Regions from separate parts of the Homo sapiens genome. Here region 1 is linked to region 2. A link is an interaction called in ENCODE POLR2A ChIA-PET data of the cell type or tissue named here. Cell type or tissue: GM12878. All regions are shown on one strand. Each heading gives the region's core, and the rest is flanking DNA. Links, peaks and the distances in the headings are about the cores only.

The links. ChIA-PET counts read pairs that join two places held together with the same protein. Peaks named below come from ENCODE experiments on the same cell type or tissue, not always from the same donor. Only the 100,000 strongest peaks of a DNase experiment are listed, where the experiment ranks them.
Region 1: POLR2A ChIA-PET joins it to region 2 with 5 read pairs; 2 of 35 experiments call an interaction of 5 or more read pairs at or near these places.

The regions. Positions count from the first base shown.
Region 1 is chr17:29,192,973-29,199,197 of GRCh38, forward strand. It overlaps the pseudogene LOC100421028. Among named protein-coding and RNA genes, the nearest start is that of MYO18A, 16 kb to the left of the region's middle. In GM12878, for the core only: no CTCF peak of the experiment used is centred there; a DNase peak (open chromatin) is centred at 2,639; H3K4me3 peaks cover 465 bases; H3K27ac peaks cover 268 bases.
Region 2 is chr17:29,703,762-29,709,986 of GRCh38, forward strand. All of the region lies in intron 3 of SSH2 (slingshot protein phosphatase 2), which reads right to left. Among named protein-coding and RNA genes, the nearest start is that of SSH2-AS1, 67 kb to the left of the region's middle. RefSeq lists an enhancer at 2,908-3,097. In GM12878, for the core only: no CTCF peak of the experiment used is centred there; DNase peaks (open chromatin) are centred at 2,910 and 3,467; H3K4me3 peaks cover 1,887 bases; H3K27ac peaks cover 3,986 bases.

The sequences.
Region 1 (6,225 bases), core at 683-5,682, 510 kb before region 2:
ATAATAGCTACTGCTAAACACCATATGTGTGTTCTCATTTAATACTCTCAGCAAAGCCCATGGAGGTAGGCACTGTTATCCCCATTATACAGATGAGGAAATGAGGCGTGGACAGTAGAAGTAACTTGCCCAGGTCACACAGCTAGTAATTGCATAGCCAAGACTAGCACTCAGATCTCTGACCCTGAAGCCTAAAGTTTGATTACCATATTATACTGACCAGTAGTTATTTGCTTAATTAATAGATGTATTAAGACAATAAATGTATTAATTATTTCCATGGCACAAGATGTCAAAATTACATGGAAAGTGGCTTTCCCTTCGGTCAAGAGCCCTGATTATAGTCACGGAGAAGAGCTGGCTAAATTCCCTGAGAACAGATGGGGCCCAGGAGAAGGTCACTGACTAGCTGATTATGAGCATGGGAAAAAGGACCTGAGCTATATTTCCACCATGTACCAAACCAGAGCAAGGTGGACCACTCCCATTTTAATCCTTCCAACAACTCTGCAAACTCCATGTTGTTATTTTCCTATTTAAATGAGGAACTGAGGCTTTAAAAGGTCAGAGATTGGCCAAGACCACACAGCTATTATAGATAATGTCAGAAGCAGGATTAAAACTCAAGTCTCAATGGCTCTAAAACCACAAGTAATTTCCACAAATCCAGTTTGTTCCAAAGAAAGAGTAACCAGCAGGGTCTCCTGATTTCCCACATAGCATCCAGCAAATCCTGTCACCTGTCTCCAGCTCAGAGTTCCCACTTATAGAGGGGGGCTATAATCCTCCCAGCAGAGACAGAATGAACAAAACCAGGTTATGTCTCCATTATTCTTTCCTTGGAAAATGGCTCTACATAGAAATCTATCTGGGCTGGGTGCGGTAGCTCACACCTATAATCCCAGCACTTTAGGAGGCCAAGGCAGGAGGATCACTTGATCTCAGGAGTTCAAGATGAGCCTGGGCACATGGGGAGACCCCATCTCTACAAAAAATTAAAAAATTAAACAATAGCTGGGTGCAGTAGCTCACGTCTGTAATCCCAGCACTTTGGGAGGCCGAGACGGGCAGATCACTTGAGGTCAGGAGTTCAAGACCAGCCTGGCCAACATGGAGAAACCCTGTCTCTACTAGAAATACAAAATTAGCTGGCTTGGTGGCGCATGCCTGTAATTCCAGCTACTTGGGAGGCTGAGGCAGGAGAATCGATTGAACCCAGGAGGCGGAGGTTGCGGTGAGCTGAGATCGCACCATTGCACTCCAGCCTAGGCAACAAGAGCGAAACTCCATCCCAAGAAAAGGAACAAAGGAAGGAAGAAAGGAAGGAAGGAAGGAAGGGAGGGAGGGAAAGAGGGAGGGAGGTAAAGAAAGAAAGAAAGAATTACTCAAACTCAGTTTGAACACTCAGTACCACCCTGCATTATCCTCCCCCTTCCCAGGGGCAACCACTATTCTGAATTGGATGTTTGTTATTTCCATGCACTTCCATACGCTTTTATTACATAGCATATATCCTCAAACAATATAAAATATTATTTTACCTAGTTTGTAAAAATAATACCACACTGTCATTACTCTTCTGAAACTTGCTCTTTTTGCTCATCATTGAAAGATTCCTATTATTTTTAAAAAAAGAATAACAAAATAAAGAAGAAAGATTCCTATTAATATGATTAGCTCTAATTTATTCATTTCACTGTTGTATAATATTCCATGATGTGAATATAACACAGTCTGTCTATTCTGTTGATAAATATTCATGGTTGTTTCTGGTTTTTGCTATTTGCAAAATAATGCTGCTATGAACATTGTGAGACATATCTTCAGGTGCTCACTGTGCAAGATATTTTCTGGTGCATATATTTAGGAATAGAATTGCTGGGTCACAGGAGGTTGACATCTCCAATTATCCTAGATATTGTCCCCCTCACTTTTTTTTTTTTTTTTGAGATGGAGTCTTGCTGTGTCTCCCAAGCTGGAGTTCAGAGGTGTGATCTCGGCTCACTGCAACCTCCGCCTCCTGGATTCAAGTGATTCTCCTGCCTCAGCCTCCTGAGTAGCAGAGACTACAGGCGTGCACCACCATGCCTGGCTAATTTTTTTATTTTTAGTAGAGACGGGGTTTCACCATGTTAGCCAGCTTGGTCTCGAACTCCCAACTTCAGGCAACTGCCCGCCTTGGCCTCCCAAAATGCTGGGATTACAGGCGTGAGCCACTGCGCCTGCCGCCCCCGCCACACACACTTTTTAGGACCTAGACATCAATAATCTGAGGCTGAAAAGCAGCTTCAATTGCAGCAAGCAGGACTGAAATTAGACCCTGCAAGGAACTTTTTTAGTTGTTAAAGGATTGTTAGAAATCGGCCCAAGTTGTGGAAGACACTGGAGGAATGTCTGTCACTCTGCTTTTCTGACATGCCTCAAGTACAGCTCAGTCTGGACTCAGTTCTAATTGTAGCCTAAAGATTTCAAAATTAATTAAATCGGCATATATGAGTTGAGCTCCTATTCCACGCAAAGTGCTAAGCTGGGAGCAGAAGCTTGTGTCCTCTTCCTGCAAAGCACATCGTCACCACCCCTCCTTGCAACTGAGATGAAAGACCAATGAGAGACATGTGCAAAGTTACACAGCAGGATGGGATTTAAATAACTGCTGAAGACCACAGTAAAGGGGAAGTCACAAAATACTGCGTGACTAATTGTTAAGTGAAATTGCCTTGGAGGCACAGAGGAAAAAAATCAGAGCAGTGGTCAAGGAACGTTGCACAGAAAAAAGGTAGTATCTGAGCAATAATAGTAGAATGTAGGTGATAATCATGGCATCTACTACTCATTGATGAACATTGTGTGCCTTGCACTTTACTCAGAGTATCTTGTTTAATCCTCACAATGACCCTGTGAAGAAAGTATGATTAGTCTCTTCTGACACAGCAGGAAACTGATCACCAGAAGACCAAGTAGCTTACGCAAGCTCACACAACCACCGAGTGGCGGGGCAGGATTCGAACTTAGTCCTGAAGCCTCCCACGTCAGAGGTCCCCGGGAGGGAACACAAGCAAAGGGTGGGAGGTAGGGGAGGGAGCCCCAGGCACAGCTCCTGGTGTGGCTAGAATGGAGGGCTTCTTTGGAAAAAGTAGGTGATCCGGCTAGAAAAGGAGGTCCAGGCTGGCTCATGGAAGATGCTGGTTTCCAGGCATAGGAACTTTAAGTGATTAATTCAAGGAGATTCCACAGCGAGGCAGGTGTATGTTGGAATAGAGGAAAGGGCAGTGCAGGCAGAGAGGTGCCTGGCAGGTTCAGCAACAGCAGTGCAGGGGGCCGAAAATACAAACTTGAACAAGGAAGATGACTTGGGGACCCAACAGAGGGGACAGGTGTAGGAGAGACTTACAAGGAAGAATGTGTGGGGACTTGGCTTCCAACAGCCGTAAGAGCAACTGAGGGAGGAATTGACAATAGATTCCACAATTGTGGGTGGCCCAGGAAGCTAGGCAAGCAAAAGCAACGCTGTAGGCAGCTGAGGTTAATACAAATGGCTAACGTTTGTTACCAGCTACTATCTATAAGCACTTTACATGTATAAACTCATTTCACCCTCACAGCATTCCTATGAAGTAGGAGTGAGGATCTATTATGATTTCCGTTTTTCAGTTAGAGAAACTGGGGTACAGAGAAGTTAAGCAATTTGTCTGAGGTTACACCACTGGTAAATGGCAGAGCTGGGATTTGAACCTGGGTTCCAGAGGCCTCACTCTTCATCACTTCACTAAACTGTGTCTGTTGAGGTAACATCTTCAGAAAGAAGCAGGGTTTTCCACTCCCACTCCACATTCCCCACCCTCAAAGACCAAGCAGGATGGCAGGATTTTTTTGCTGAGTGGCATTGCTGGGGGGGAGTGTCAGGTCTCTGCTGCTACCCTAAGCCAGCTGCTTGTCACCACCGGGCAGTGAGCATGGGGCGTGCGGTGCTGGGGCCTGCACTGCTGGGGCACTCACCAGCAGGAGGGCACCTGGAGCACGGTCCTTCCTCATCACAGTGGAGCAGAAGTAGCACTAGCTGGTGCAGGCCACAGAGCGTGCCTGGCAAGGGAAGACCCAGCCCAGGTAGCACAACTCCATCGGGTTCAGGAGGAAGCAGCCCAACCCCACCTGCACATGAAGTTCAGGAAGATTTTCTTCCTCATGGCTCTGGACACAAAGCAGTCAGGACTGGAGGGACAGGGGAGGAGTGGCAGTGAAGCAACCATGGCATATCACACCCAGAGAGTAGACCCCACCAGGAAGGCCAGCTCCATGCAGGCCCGCAGCACCACGTGGGCAGTGCAGACAGCCAGGACCCTGTATGACTGCAGGCTGGGGTACCAGGTGGCAGCCCCAAGGCATTTGGGGAAAAACCTCCTCTCCTACTAAGAGCTGCCCCTCTAGAAAGAAAGAAGCCCCAAGGGGCCCCAGCCTGGGTCCAGGGAGAGCCCCTCCAGCTGCCAGCTCTTGCACGGTTTCCAGCAGGTACCCCCTCTCCACATCCACTGTCTCCCATTCACCATCTAGTGCAGCACACAGACAACAAAGAAGATGGAGGGTACGGCCACCAGCACAATCTGGAAAGCCCCAGCGGAAGTGGGAGAAGTGGTCATTGGTGCAGCCAGGCCGCAGGGTATTGCAGATGAACTTGCAGTGCTCATCCCACAGACAGCACTTCCCAGCAGGGCGACAAGCAGGATGTGTAAGACCAGGACAGTGAGCCATACCTTGCCAACCACGGTGGAATCGTTCTGCACTCGGGTCAGGAGCCAGCCCAGGAATGACCAGTCGCTCATCTTGTGATTTCTGTGGACACAGAAATCACAAGAAATTGAAGTGAGGGGACAGGAAGGGAAGGGGACGAAAACATAATGCCCCCACAGCCAGATATTTGCAAAGCTATTTCTGGCCCACAGCAAGAGCTCCAGCTCCATCTGTGCCTGACGCCCAGGCATGCCACTCGCTGCCTGACAAGGATGGGAAGAACAAGCTGGCAGAGAAAAGGACACTGCAGAAGAAAAGATGGAAGCAGTGACTCCCAGAAGGAGCCCAACGCAGCCCAACATTCACCAAGACAGGCTGCACACTTCTATTACAGTTAGGCTTCCACTGAACTCTTCCTAACTCAACAGGCTTTCGGGCCTCCCAACTGTCTTGGCATTTTCTTCAGATCGACATAGTACCAGGCATATTTCTCCCAAGATGCCACGGTGGAAATTCATGACCTAGATTGTGTTTCTTCCGAGTCCAGGGTAACATGTTTTTTGACTACTATGTCAGGGTTTGAAAGAGACAGGCCTTACATCCTCCTGTCTCTGTCCAGTGGATTCTCCTTAAGGCCTCATATTGCAACAATCTCATTTTACTTTACATTTCTGCAGCTTCTGACCCTGAGAATTACTGAAAAAATTCCCAAGGGTATAGCTTGTGGGGCATTTACACCCATTATTTCTGTCAACACTCTCCCTTCTGCCTCTCAAATAAACATGTAGTTTATTTATTTATTGTATTTTTTTAGAGACAGGGTCTTACTCTGTCACCCAGGCTGGAGTGCAGTAACATGAACATAGTTCACTGTAACCTCAAACTCCTAGGCGGAAGTGATCCTCCTGCCTCAGCCTCCTGAGTAGCTAGGACTACAGGTGTGTCCCACATGCCCAGCTAATTAAAAAAAAAATTTGCCGGGCACCATGGCTCATGCCTGTAACCCCAGCACTTTGGGAGGCTGAGGCATGCAGATAACTTGAGGCCAGAAATTCGAGACTGCCTGGCCAACATGGCAAAACCCCAACTCCTGACTCTACTAAAAATACAAAAATTAGCCAGGCGTGGTGGCGCATGCCTTGTAGTCCCAGCTACTCGGGAGGCTGAGGCAGGAAAATCGCTTGAATCCAGTAAGCGGAGGCTGCAGTGAGCCGAGCTCATCATGCCACTGTACTCCAGCCTGGGCGACAGGGTGAGACGCCATCTCAGAAAATATGTGTGTGTGTGTGTGTGTGTGTGTGTGTATTATATATATTGTATATTATATATATTATATATATTATATATTTTTTATATATTATATATTATATAATATATTTTATATATATTATATATTATATAATATATATTATATATATTTTATATATAATATATATTATATAATATATATTATATATAATATATATTATATAATATATAATATATATATTTTGTAGAGGC
Region 2 (6,225 bases), core at 379-5,378:
AGAGATGGGGTTTTACCACGTTGGCCAGGCTGGTTTTGAACTCCTGATGTCATGTGATCCACCAGCCTCGGCCTCCCAAAGTGCTAGGACTACAGATGTGAGCCACTGCGCCCAGCCAAAACTTACAATATTCTATATACATTACATGGCAGCAGTTAAGAGCGCAGGCTCTGAAACCAGAATGCCTGAGTTTGAATCCTGGCTTTACTTCTTCCTAATAGAGTAGGCCTAAATTTCCTTATCTGTAAAACAGGGATAATAAAATGAAGTTGTTGTAAAGAGCCAATGAGAACAGAGCTTCTTAAAGTGGTGCCTAGCATACAGTAAAAAGCCCTTAATAAATATTAGTTATTATAAGTAGATTAGTAGAAGGTTATCAGTAATGATGTTTCAATACCGTCCTGATCAGATGTGAAGTATGTTACAATATTTAGCTACTAGTAATAGGTCCAAAGTTTGCAAAAAAAATTTGTTTAAAATATACACAACAGTAAAATGTTACCTCAAAATTTTACTACTGCCAACTTGTATCCCCATACTCAGTGAAAAGTAGTAGGCAGGAAGTGTGTTTAACCTACTTGAGTTTGTCATTCACAAGATGATAATATAGGTGGAGAATTACTGCTGAGGATAGTAACTATTCAAAATACAATTACTGGTCTGGTCACAGTGGTTCATGCCTGTAATCCCAGTGCTTTGGGAGGCCAAGCCAAGAGGATTGCTTGAGTCTTGGAGTTTGAGACCAGGCTAGGCAACACAGTGAGACTCCATCTCTGAAAAAATATTTTAAAAATAGCTGGGGGTGGTATCACATGCCTGTAGTCCTAGCTATTCAGGAGGGTGAGGTGGGAGGATCACTTGAGCCTAGGAGTTCGAGATTATAGTGAGTTATGATGGCGCCATTGTACTCCAGCTGGGGCGACAGAGCAAGACTCTGTCTCTTAAAAAAAAAAAAAAAAAAAAAGCAAAACACAAAAACTAGTGGATACCCACAAACAACCAGAAAATAAATCTAAATTATTTCATATCAATAAACTAAATAAGCCTTTCAAGTTATCCATCAAGTTTCTCACAGAATCTGAAAGGACAGAACTTAACTCACAAATAGCCAAGTTTAGAAATACCTAATAGAGGATTCTAAATTGCTTTTGAGTACAGTACTGCTATTAAAGGTTAGCTAGCAGACTGTAAATGACATTGTCTACTCAGTATTTCCACTTGGAAATCTTAACTGGCAATGTTAAATTGACGTTGCCAAAACTAAATTCTTGAGTTCCCCCACCCTCAAGTCAATCTCTGGCCTCGTTCTCCAGCCTCATTCTCCCAGTTGTTTAGGCAAAACACCTAATAGTCATCCTTAGTGTCTTTCCTTCCTATAATATATATCTAATCCATTAGCAAGTCCTGTGAGCTTTACTTTCAAATATATCTTGAACCTGCCCACTTATCCCTATCACCACTATCACACTGGTCCATGGCACCAGCATTCCTTACTTGGACCACTATTTAAAAAGTTTTTCTTAAGCCTTTTATTATAGAAAATTTCAAACATACACAAAAGTAGAGGGAATAACTATGATAAGTAAGCCCCCATGTTCCCATCACATTTGAGCTTTAATTTGTGGCAAATTTTGTTTCTTCTACATCCTCACCCATTTTACCTTGCCCCTAAAGTGAAACAAACCCCAGGTGCTGTATCAAAAAAAAACTTCTTAACAGGTCTATCTGCAACCACTTCTGCCCTCGATTATCTATCTACTCACCAAATAGCAACCAGAGTGACTTAAAAAACATCGATTGTACAGTGTCACTTCCCTGCTTAAAACCCTCCAAATGCTTCCTTTTGTACTTGTAAATAAAAAAACCAGTCTTTAGCTTGGTCTTCAAGGACCTGTAACATCCTACAGGACTACTCCTCTGATCTTGTATCATCTCCCCTTTTGTTTACCATGATCTATGATTCTTCTTTCTGTTTCTTCGATGTTTGAGGGACTTTGTGCTTTCTGTTCCCTACTTGGAATACTTTTCTTGTGGCCTATCATTATGTAAGTCTCAGCTTACATATCACTGCTCCTTCCCCCAATTCCAATCATACTCTATCCTGTTGTTCTGTTTTGTTTCCTTCAGAATATTTATCATAAACTAAAATTATATTTATTTAGGTGTATACCTGTTGTGGTTACCTTCCTATAGTAGAATATAAGCTCCAAGAGGGCAAGGACTTAATTTTGTGCATCACTGTAGCTGCAGCACTGGAAATAGTCTAAGGCACGTATTAGCTGCTTGAACAATAGGTGATGGATGAATGAATTTATCCCAGTTTTTTCCACACTGTATGTCTGTCCTGTCACTGTAGCAGAAATTGTAATTTAGGACAAGTCTCACATGTAAAAGTAATAAATTATATAACTCAATATATGTGGCAGATTAATGGACTTTAAGATGTTTGATGATAGATTAGCAAATGAAGTTAAATCACCTCTATAATGTTATCAGACATTGATTCAATTTTATCCTTTAATAAAGTCCATGAAGCTAATAAAACCTTTGAGGTAACCTGCCAAATAGACTGAAACACACCTTCTAAAAACAAAAGAATCCACAGATGTCACTTTAAAAATCTGCATGCTGGCTGGGGGTGGTGGTGCCTTGATTTTATTTTGTTTTCATCTTTAAATAAAGCATTACTCTCTTGTGGTCTGTTGCACAAGCCTTCTCTCTTGTTACAACCGTGGTGTTCACATGCCACCCTACTGTGGGTCACTCTGTTCCACTCACATTACGGGAACAACCTAAAACAAAATGTCTGAGTGACAGGATGAGTGGGCCACACCACAGACAGGAAATGAAATTCACACTTTTGCCAACACAGCAACTGCTGCTTTACTAAATGAAAATATTTTAAAAATAAAGGCTAAATATTCTACCTATTCACCAGGCAAAGTAACAGCTTTGGACACTGTGGGTTCCAGTAAACAAAGCAGTTCGCTACATCTACAAAAGAAGTGTGTATATTTGTTGAAGAGTTTAAAACAACTGAACATACTTCAGTCACTCCTTTTGTGAGATAGGTAGTTTCTCTTTGACAAACACTATTTTAAGAACTTCCTGGCCGGGCGCAGTGGCTCACGCTTGTAATCCCAGCACTTTGGGAGGCCTAGGCGGGCGGATCACGAGGTCAGGAGATCGAGACCATCCTGGCTAACACGGTGAAACCCCGTCTCTACTAAAAATACAAAAAAATTAGCCAGGCGTGGTGGCGGGCGCTTGTAGTCCCAGCTACTCGGGGGCTGAGGCAGGAGAATGGCGTGAACCCGGGAGGCGGAGCTTGCAGTGAGCCGAGATTGCGCCACTGCACTCCCGCCTGGGCGACAGAGCGACACTCCGCCTCAAAAAAAAAAAAAGAACTTCCTGGTTTTTGGAGTTCAGCAATACTGTTTTTTTATAGATACATTTGTTGCTTATGCTTTAAAGTATATGTAAGTACATTCTTGCTTTAAAGCATATCTAAATGTGTTATTTAAAATGAATGCAGGGCTTTCTCAAAGTAAGGGTTAAGGAGCTGGACAAGGGCTGTTGGTTAGTTCAAAGCCACCTGGACTCCAGAAACTCCTGATTATAAAAGAAAGGCCAGGAGTCAAACTCACATATAGTATAAATATCACAAATTCACATATAAGAGAAAAGAGGCTTTCCTATTTGAAACACAAATGTCAATAAACTTTTCTGATGGAACAAATTGTACAAGGTAGGCCAACAGACTACTATTTTTTTTTTTTTTTGAGATGGAGTCTTGCTCTCTTGCCCAGGCTGGAGTGCAATGGTGAGATCTTGGCTCACTGCAACCTCTGCCTCCTGGGCTCAAACGATTCTCGTGCCTCAGCCTCGCGAACAGCTGGGACTATGGGCATACGTCACCATACCTGGCTAATTTTTGTATTTTTAGTGGAGACGGGGTTTCACCATGTTGCCCAGGCTGGTCTGGAACTCCTGATCTTAAGTGATCCGCCCGCCTTGGCCTCCCAAAGTGCTGGGATTACAGGTGTAAGCCACCATGCCCAACCCGAGACTACTATTAAATACTATTATAATAGGCGCGATACAGGCTCCCAGAGACTCGTGGCAGATAATCTGGATGGTACAATCAATCCTCTTTATTCCATGGCCCCAGGTTATGACCCCTCAGTTATCAAAAAAGTGACATTCTGTTGGTCACAAGGGGACCAGAAATAAGCGTGTGGCTGATTACAAAAATCTCTTATCATAACAGAAAAAAATTCATAGCATGGAAGTGATAAAACAAAATTTATAACCACCACCAGAGTTTAGGTAGATAAAATTCCACTTGAAAATTAAATGCTTTATTTGCATATGAAGAAAATTATATGTAAATTTAATCACATATACTTTTGTGTAAGATAAAAGGTTGGTATATCTTGCCAGAATAGTAAAAGATTTATTATGTAAATATGTCTTCCTGAAACAGCTGCTTAAAAATTCAATTGACAAGGAGTTGTCAATTGTCTAATTAAAAAGTCTGTTCTTGCTAGGCGTGGTGGCTCACACCTGTAATCCCAACACTTTGGGAGGCCAAGGCGGGCAGATCACCTGAGGTCAGGAGTTCGAGATCAGCCTGGCCAACATGGCGAAACCCCATCTCGACTAAAAATACAAAAAAATTAGCCAGGCGTGGTGGCGGGTGCCTGTAATCCCAGCTGCTAGGGAGGCTGAGGCAAGAGAATCACTGGAACCTGGGAGGCGGAGGTTGCAGTGAGCCGAGATTGTGCCACTGCACTCCAGCCTGGACGACAGAGGGGAACTCTGCTTCAAAAAAAAAAAAAAAAAACAAACAAAAAAACCGGTTCTTTAGAAAGGCAGGTGAAAACTTTTTCATGTTTCTGAATTGACTAGTTCTGTAGAGTCTGGCACAGAAACAGAACTGCAGTAAACTCTATGAAGTCATTTGTATGTGATTACAGATACCTAAGTTAAATATAACCCCGAAGGACTTAAGAAGCCCCACAGTAAGGAATGAATGAGATAAAGAAAATACTATTTTCTTGATCTAAAGAGAATAATTAGCTGCTTGATACAAAAATGACAGAATCACCTTTCTAATAGAGCACTCCTGACAGTGAAGTTCTCCAGAGTCTTTATAACTTAAAAACATCTATGCTTCTCTTTGCCATAGATTGCTTGCTCAATAAGGGGAAAGTCATCCCTAGTTAAGAAATATATATATATATATATATATAGAGAGAGAGAGAGAGAGAGAGAGAGAGAGAGAGAGAGCTAATAATAGCTAACTCAACTAGATATCTACTGTATGCTAGGTGCATTTTACATTACTTTATTTAACCTTCCTAACAATTCTATGAAGTAGGTACTATTTTTACCCCCAATATACATGTAAGAGACTGAGGGCTCAGAGATCATAAGTTACTTGCCTAAAATCTATACAGCTAGTAAGCCTCAGAGCAAGGATTCAAACCAAGATTTGACTTGAAAGCTTATGCTCCAAATCATGCTCTACCATGTTGTTTTCGCTTTATGATATAGTTTATGGCGGACGAAATACAATGTCTTACCTACACACCTTTTCAACAGAATAGAATTTAAAAGTAGAGTACAGGGGCTGAGTGTGGTGGCTCATGCCTGTAATCCCAGCACTTTGGGAGGCCAAGGAGGGTGGATCACTTGAGGCCAGGAGTTCAAAACCAGCCTGGCCATCATGGCAAAACTCCGTCTCTACTAAAAATACAAAAATTAGCCAGGTGTGGTGGCACACGCTTATAATCCCAGCTACTTGGGAGGCTGAGGCAAGAGAATTGCTTGAACTCTGGAGGTGGAGTTTGCAGTGAGCTGAGATCACGCCACTGCACTCCAGCCTGGGAAACAGAGCGAAACTCCATTTCAAAAAAAAAATGTAGAGTACAGGAGTGAGAGAAAAGAACTGAAATCCATTCGGATTCCAACTCTTCTCATTTTCCCCACCACTTCCCCAACAAGGCCATAAACAGAAAGACTACACTGAGGGGAATAAAGAACATGTCTGAGATGAATCCAGCTGGGCTGGACAGTAGAGCAAGTTGTAATATCTGTTGGGAATGACAGTGGCATCTCAGTCTCAAAAAATGGAGGAAAGAGCACTCGGCTTTAAATATATTTGGGAAAGTGCTCTGTGACAATCCTTTCTGATCAAAATCACTTCCTAAAGTATGACAT